Regions from separate parts of the Homo sapiens genome. Here region 1 is linked to region 2. Evidence: chromatin contacts called from ENCODE Hi-C or POLR2A ChIA-PET data. All regions are on one chromosome and are shown on one strand. The core of a region is the stretch at or near the end of the contact, and the rest is flanking DNA. Distances in the headings are between cores, read along the strand shown.

Region 1 (3,902 bases), core at 486-2,985, 98 kb before region 2:
ATTGATGAACAAAAATCTGGACAGTGGTCACAAAGTCAGTTTCAAATGGTTTTGAGCATATCTGTGAACACACCATATGTTCCAAAAACAATTAGTCATTGTTCAATATGAATAGACAGAATTGTAGCCAATAAATTTAAAATAAATTCTTGAATATACTTAGCATTAGAAGATTTGATATTATTTGAAAGCTCTGGTTACAGTTCTTTATGGCTGTTTATTTGTCACGAGAAGCATTAAGTTTTCGCCTAAATCCATATTTCAATAGAGTATTTATGCACTTGGTTCAAGAAAGAACTTGCCAGTGGCCTTCTGAGAGACAGCCTTGGCACTAGCAACTTTGAATAATACATCAGGGAAAAAGCTTTCAAACAAATTCTTTAGGTTAAAAGTAAGCTGTAGCCATAACTAATATGCGATGACTTTTACTTTATATCAGAGGGAAGAAATAGCCTCTTATTTAGTTAATTCTAGAACTACACTCTCTAGGACAATGACAATTAGCCACATGTAAGTATTTAATTAAAATTATATAAAATTAAAAATGTAGGTAGTTACTCTGGCCACATGTCAAGTGCTCAGTAGCCTTAAGTAGCTCGTGGCTATCATATTGAAGACAGAAGACATAGGGCATTTCCATCAACGTTGCTCCTGGGTAGCAGTGATCTAGAAGTTTGCTGACCCATAGCCATGCGAGAGGGAGAAACAGAGACAAAGAACTCTGGATCAGGATGTCTGTTACTTATTCCTTTTTTTCTTTGTGCACAAATATGAATGTGTTCGGTACATTTTAAAAAATCAAGCTTAAACAACTGGGTGTTTGCTTTGATGCCTAAGGAAGGGCAGCTAGCTCATTGGGGACTTTTATTTATTGCTTTTGTGCTAGCAAACAGACTACTAAAACAATTGAAAAGAAAGCCATTCTGTTTGGTGTGAATGGGCATAATAAATTAAATACAATGCAATTTAACCTATGATACTTAAGTAACAAAATATATCTGTATACATTTTAAAATATGAAAGCCAAATAGGCTACTAAAGTTTCTTTCTCTCTCTCTCCTCTCCTTTCCATACACTCTCCCACATCCTTCTATTTTTTTCTGGTTCCTGGAACATTCTGTTTTTTTTACAAGCTAACAAGTTTGATGTGGCTCTGTGTCTTATTCCCTTCCAGGCTTGCAGCTGTTTTGGCAACAGAAGAAAAAATCCCCATAACAAATCAAATAAAAGCCCTTTATGTGAAGAGGAATTGAAAACAGCAGGCCTCAAAGAGGACTGCACATGAGATGCCTTGTTCTGGCTTTCAACACAACTCAAATCAGAAACACATTACCATAATCTGAAACAGCCCACTGCTAACACAAGACAGATGGTGGGTAATAACCCATGCATCATTAATAAATAAATTCCAGCATTAAAGGCTTTACAAAGTATGACAACATTATCTGGGCACAATTACTGCCCCTCTCCCACCCCCAACATCATTTCAGTGTGTTATGGGATATGCTAGGTTTATTTTTTTTTTTTTTTCCCCTCCAACTCCATGGATCTGAAGGAAGTTTAAATACGACACAAGTTTTAACCAGATGAAACCTATCTCAGTGTACAAGACAGGTCTGAAACTCCATAAGGGAAAAATAAAATAGCTGCCAAAGTTTAATAGCTCACATGTTCTGGTGTTGGATCAGCCCACAGCAATTTATTGCACTGCCCTCCATGCGCTGGCCTCACCCTTTCTGGTACGCCTCTGTGCCTGTATTGCAGTATACACTCCAAGCAAGAATCTTGGCATCACATTTGCCACAAAGCTGAAAGATATATGAGTAACTTCTCAGCTTTCCTTTTGCAAACGATACCATCTGTCTCTTTTCCCCCAGCTCCCCCCACCAAGGGGGGAAGAAAAAACAGCCTCTGATTAAATTGAAAAAAGGAGAGAGAGAGAGCATTTTAACTCCATAAATGTTGGAAATTTAAAAAAATTATTTTGTTTTGTTTTAATTTGTTTGTTCAATGGGATAATGTTATTCCAACAGAATGTGAGGAGTATAAGAATGCAGCAATGTGACACAGAACTGTGCAGACCTCTTTGGGTGATGTTGTCTGGAATTCCCCAGGGTAGCAGCGTTCCTGCAAAGCCTAAGTGCCTACTTCCTATGCGTGCCATCCTAAGCCAAAAGTCAAGCATGGTCCTGGCCATCAGTTCTGGAAAAATACAGGCCTTAGGAGAGCAAATATTATATTAGATTCATCCTATATAAATTACATATTCCTCCTCAAAAGTGGGTAATATAAGCATTTTTGTCAAACAGACCAGCATCATGTTTTTAATGAAAGAGATAAACTATTTTACATTAACTCACTTGACAGGTGAAGAGCTAGGAACAGAGAAAATAATACATGCTAACCAGGCTAATCCAAGATTACTAGAAGGCCAAGGGAAAGTATCTCCGTGGCATCATCCATTGACCCAAGTGGTCAGTCATGTGGATGTGATTTATAGTCCGTGAGTACAGAGTTGCTTCTCCTGATCCAGGCCCTGTGGGGGTGGGGGAAAAGAAAGAAATCCCTCTCTGGAACAGCTGTCCCTTTTCTTTCAGCACACAGAGAATTTTCCTTCCACTTAGACTCATGTGAAGGCTGATCAGCAAGACTTTTCTAATTAGCATCTAAACCCTTTGCCTCTATGTCCTCTTCTTTCCCAAACTTAAATCAATATTTTTTATGTGTACATATGTATCTACTTTCTCTTAATTCACTGTGTGTTTATCTTATTTCCTCCATTAAACTGTGAGATTCCTGAGGGTAAATACTATGTCTAATCTATGCCCTAAATTCCCCTTAGCACCCAGTACAGAACACCACACTCAGGCTAAATGAAATGACAACTCAGAGACAGACGCCAAGGCCCCTGGCAGCGCAGACTCGGATGGAGTCTATGAGTTCCAGGTGAGTCTGTTCCAAGGCAGTTTTTCTTTGAGCTCTCTCCAACTTTCTCTGGGAACAGCTGCTGAGGGACGGTCAGAAGAAGGTGAGTTAAGCTTTAATTGGTTCCTGAGGTACGCAATTTCCTCTATGATCTTAACGTGATGAAGGGAAATTTAAATGGACTCGCATATTGAATCGATAGACAGAGAATAGAGCAAAAAATCATACTGATCAAGGAACTTTCTACAAACAGCACATTCTGTAAAAGTAAGGATTATTTTCAAAATGTCTTGGTGTATTTCCAACTCTATAATTTCTGGATTCACATTTGATAGTCTCCATCTTCTATCTTGTGGTAATTCCCAAGCAGGACAATTTACTAAGCTATTATTTTTTCATCATCATCATCCAGGTCAAATAAGTGACCAATACACTTCTTATTTTGCCCATTTTGAAGCACAGGCTATGGTTTTAAGTTGGTTAACTATATTTAACCTCTGTTCTCTGAAGTTTTAAGGCCAAAAATCAAATTCCATGACTACAAACATTAAAACTGTGAAAAACAGTATGTAATTGCACATTCATGCTGTAGTTTAGATTGTTATTTTTACTTTTACATGTAGCAAAGAGCAAAATATAGCATGAAACATATGAAGGACGAGTTACTTTTTTTTGATAGTCAAGAAAGTCTTTGTCTAGGAAATTAAGAGGTGATGTGTTCATTAACGAATGAATATTTTTGTGTGTCAGGACTTGCACCAGGGATTTAGGTTAATGTGATGAGCAGACCTTAAAGTAATGGAGCAGAAGAAATAAATCAGAACAGTGGGCTGGCTGAACAAAGGGGGTATTTCCACGTAGACGACTATGATGAGGAAGCAAAGGGTAGATAGACATTCTTGTGAGACCAGGTAGAGGGTAGATAGACATTCTTGTGAGACAGGTAGAGGGCCCAGGAACACAGAACAGTTTTCTAC
Region 2 (4,380 bases), core at 49-2,548:
GTAATGATCCAAGTTGGAAGCTGCCATCAGAGCATAATTCCTGCTTAATGATGATAAAGTAGGTATTGGTGAGATAATACAATATCTATGTATACCTGAAGCAGAAGACTTTAACTTGTTAGAATCGTCTTATCTAATGAAATCTGGAAACAAACTATTCTGATAAGGAAACATAGTTTTTATTTTATATCACTCCTCTATTGGATTTTCCTATCATTTTCTTCCCAAACATGGCCTGAATCTCAATTCTATTTCTCTGGAGGATTGAACTGATTATGTTATAGCATTTTGCTTGATATTACACTTTTGTTTTTCTTTCCCTTCAGCATCCCATTTTCTCATATTCCCACCAATTTTTCCAGGGAACACTTCCTGATAAATCACTTTTGTACGAAACCTCATCCCAGGATTTGCTTCTGGGGAACCCAAGCTGAGATAAGCATACATTAAAAATGTGAACACTTGTAATCATCAGGATAATCTACTTAGACTTTATTGAGTATTTTTTTTTTGCACTCTCAAGGCACATTTTGACATGGTTTGTATTCCCTATACTAAAATTTTCCTGGAGTTGATATTTGGATATTTTTCATTCACTTGTTTCAAGTTTAGGTAACACATAGAATCAAATATTTAAAATTGCATATGATTTGTGCCCTGAAGAACTTTCCAGATTATTGAAACTAGTTCTAGTCTTTCAGAGATGCTTCAAGAGAAGCTAAACAATTTAGCCATAATTGTAGAACTTAATAGCGGTAAAAGCCAGAATTAGAAGCTTTTTCTCTTTTTTCTAGCCAGTACCCAGTGGTGTCTTCCTGTTATAAAATGAACACATTTTTTCCCCTTTATCTGCCTTTGGTGGAGATACAGAACAGCTGGTCACCATCCTTCCTATTTGGTTAAAGAGTGCAGGAATGGATTATTATGGAAATCACTTCCTTCCCTCCAGTCTAGTAGGTGCTGACTCCACTTAAAGGAAAGAGCAATAGAGGGGAAACTTTGAATGCTGCTGGCCTGCTTCCATATAGTCTGTGGATAATGGAGCTCTTTGATGTCTGGTACATTCATAACCACTGAACTCAGCTTTCCAGTCAACAGAAGAGCTATTTTACACTACTTTTGATGTGATGAAATAACTTAACTAGACATGGTTAATCACATAGCTGGTGATTATGCCATGCAAGGAAAAGCCACTAAAGTAAGCTGACTGCCTCTATGCAGAACAAAGGAAAACTCCCTAGCAGGCATACACATAGCTGACTCAAGTGCTCTGGCATGACTCGGTTTTTTACCGTCCAGATTCACTCTTACTATTTTAACAACATGAAACATAATCATCACTGTGTCCATGACAACTCTGCATACCTGCCTGACTTGCCTATTGCTTATCCTGTGTGGCAGTCATTAGTTTCCTTCACTCTGTTCCAGAGATATCTGACTTTGATCACACTACCAGGCTGAAAACCAACCATATCTGGAACTAAAGCAGAGAAAGCTCTTTTGTAAAAGTGTAATCCCACTTAGGTCATCTGTTTATTACTTTGTCCAAAAGATCTAGATTTTCAGATGATTTGACTGGTATTACGAACGCAAATCCTATAATAAATGAGTGTCCCTATAGTTCAACAGCATCAAGGGAAAATATGATCTGGGAGAATAGCACTGACAAGTTGGTTTATTAGTTCAGCTGGCTTTAAAGACCAGCCAAAGTCCTGTTTTCAACTAGACTGTTTATTTGCATCAACTATTTCAAGAAAATAAACAAACTGGATCTAGTAGAGCAGATTCTTTCCATGCAGAGGAAATTCTAACTTTTCCAACTCTAAATGAATGGCAAGCTAATGAAATATATATTCAAGTATTTACAAAAGCTTGGCAACTAAACAAATCAATGGTCTTGAAATTAAACTATAATTGTAGTATAGAGTTTCATTTTTTAATGTAACCAGAGACTAAATAAACAATGAGTTGTCTTTTAAAAACCTTCCAAGAAGTCTTTGGTGGACTATCTAATGTTGGTTAAACATAGAGGGCACTATTATTCTAAAAATGATCCAAGGAACAATCTATGCCTAAGAAGATACAGTTTCAGAAACTGGGACATCAATTTCAGAAAAATTTTAGAGAAAATTAACCAGTGCTGTAAAAATAATTGGGGTTTTGTGCTTAGGTGAGTAAGCTTTTAGGAGGTAGTGTGACAAATCACTAAAAGCTCATTCAATACAAGAGAAGTTGTATTTTTCAATAATAGAATAATTTGTTTAACTGTAATCAAAAATAAAATACCAGCAGACCATTAAAAGTTTAATTACAGGTGTTTACAGTGTCTGCATTATGATATGAAATGACAAGGAAACTCATCAGGCACCCTGTGCCCTAGTTTCCTCATCAATAAACTAATGAGGCTCAGTCAAAAATATTTATACGATTCCCATTATGTACTGCAGAATTTAAAGTGGTAGGCCAAACAGGCAAGTCTTTGCCCTCTTAGAATTTATACTCTTGAACAAGAAATATAATAGATATGTGGATATGAAGATAATTTCAGGTGGTGGGAACAATTCTGAAGCCAATTCTGTGACATGACACAGGGACCTGGGGAAGAAAGAGCTGCTTTAGTTTGGGTAATCAAGGATAATGTTGGGAGGTGGTGTTTGAGTTGAAACCTGGTGGGTTTGAAGGAAGCCATACAAGTATCTGGTAGGGAGAAGCGTTTGGAGGAGAGAATTCCAGCCAGCACTAAGGACCAAAGCCAAACAAAGGCCATAGACAATATCAAATTTATGACAGAGGCATACAAAGAAAGCCAGGAGAGTAGGTAAAGAAAAGCGTAATTGGTCAGGTCAGAGAAACTGGAAGAAACTAGATGTGTGACATTTGGACTATGGTTTGGAATGTGGACTTGAGTCAGTGTACTGGGAAAGCATCAGAAGATTTTTAGCAAGAGAGTGAGTGAGACAGTACTTACATATTCTAAAGAGACCCCTGGTATTTGAAGTAGAATTGATTCTAGAGTAACAAGAATGGAAGGAGTAAAATCAGTGAGGAAAATAATAATTAACTAGGACTGAGATTAAGATGTTTTGGATTAGGGCAGTTAGACTAGATCAGAAATTCTCCATCTTTCTTGCACAATGGATTAGTTGTCAGTCTAAAAACGTCTCTCAAACTAATGTTTTTAAATAAATAAATGTACAGAATGAAAAAACTAGTATATTCAAATGTAATCAAAATGTTTTTAAAATATGTCAATACATTAAATAATACACTTTAATGTAAACAATATGTTAATAAACTGTAAGGTGATATAAAAATATCTGATTTATATTAATGACTAGGTGCTTCTAATATTACTGCGGTTAGAGCTACAGTCATGATTAAAGAAAATGCTAAATCTTCAAGATGTAAAAAAATAAAGATGTAAATTTTCCCTTAGAAATTCACAGATTCTTGAACAGGTGCTGTTCCCTTGCTAAATGATTTCTATGGAAAGGAACTTGCACTTGGTCATTCTATTTGCAAGGTAAATTATCATTGGTAATGCTGGAGGAAAAACAAATTTCCTGTGCCATTGGCCATATCATGGCTGCAGTTTCCTCGGTGAGATAGTTTGGATATTTTTCTCCTCCAAATCTCAAGTTGAAATGTAATCCTCAGTGTTGGAGGTTGGGGAGGCCTGGTGGGAGGTGTTTAGATCAAGGGGGCATATCCCTCATGAATGGCTTAGCACCATCTCCTTGGTGATGAGTGAGTTTTCACAAGATCTAGTTGTTTGAAAGTGTGTAGAACTCCCTCCTTGCTCTCTTATTCCCACTCTGGTAATGTGAGATGCCTGCTCCCCCTTTGCCTTCCACCATGATTGTGTTTCCCAAGGCCCTCACCAGAAGCAGACACTTGTATAGCCTGCAGAACCATGAGCCCATTATACCTGTTTTCTTTGTAAATTACCCAGCTCCAAATATTTCTTTATAGAAACACAAGAATGACCTAACATACTCAGTTTACACAACTTTTTTTTATTCTTCCAATGAACCCTTTTCTGGGGTGCTCAAGTTCAGAGTAGCTGTACCTTTTCTGTCTCTAAAAAGAGTCTTGTTGCTAACAAGATAAACTCTACGTATTTTTCACTTAATCGAGGTATCGTGACTTCTCCTACAGTTAACTTCCACCATGGAGGCAACAGTATTAATGTAATTCAATGTCAAAATTTAGATGTCAGGTGTGAACAAACAATAAAACCAGGGCTTTGCTACCCTATATGTCTATTACTGATTTGAAAACATTAATAAGTAGTGTGTACATTTTTAGCTCCTGTTTTTGTTTTTTTGTTTTGAGATGGAGTTTTGCTCTTGTACAATGGCACAATCTCAGCTCACCACA

The links. Hi-C counts contacts between places; a loop is a spot of excess contacts on that map. ChIA-PET counts read pairs that join two places held with the same protein, here RNA polymerase II (POLR2A). Pooled maps may share reads with other maps.
Region 1: a loop to region 2 is called in a map of A673, with 5 times the contacts of the local background. The contact joins two enhancer-like sites. A Hi-C loop is called at or near these places in 2 of 168 maps with a recorded cell type or tissue (A673 and sigmoid colon) and 1 of 50 pooled maps. POLR2A ChIA-PET finds 5 or more read pairs at or near these places in 1 of 52 experiments (A673).

Annotation. Positions count from the first base shown.
Region 1 is chr9:80,795,849-80,799,750 of GRCh38, reverse strand. No RefSeq gene overlaps it. Among named protein-coding and RNA genes, the nearest start is that of TLE1, 890 kb to the left of the region's middle. RefSeq lists enhancers at 1,032-1,543, 694-1,966. Within about 2 kb of position 1,735, at least 9 of the 41 ENCODE cell types and tissues checked have a DNase peak (open chromatin) inside an H3K27ac peak, as active enhancers do.
Region 2 is chr9:80,696,534-80,700,913 of GRCh38, reverse strand. No RefSeq gene overlaps it. Among named protein-coding and RNA genes, the nearest start is that of LINC01507, 870 kb to the right of the region's middle. Within about 2 kb of position 1,298, at least 2 of the 41 ENCODE cell types and tissues checked have a DNase peak (open chromatin) inside an H3K27ac peak, as active enhancers do.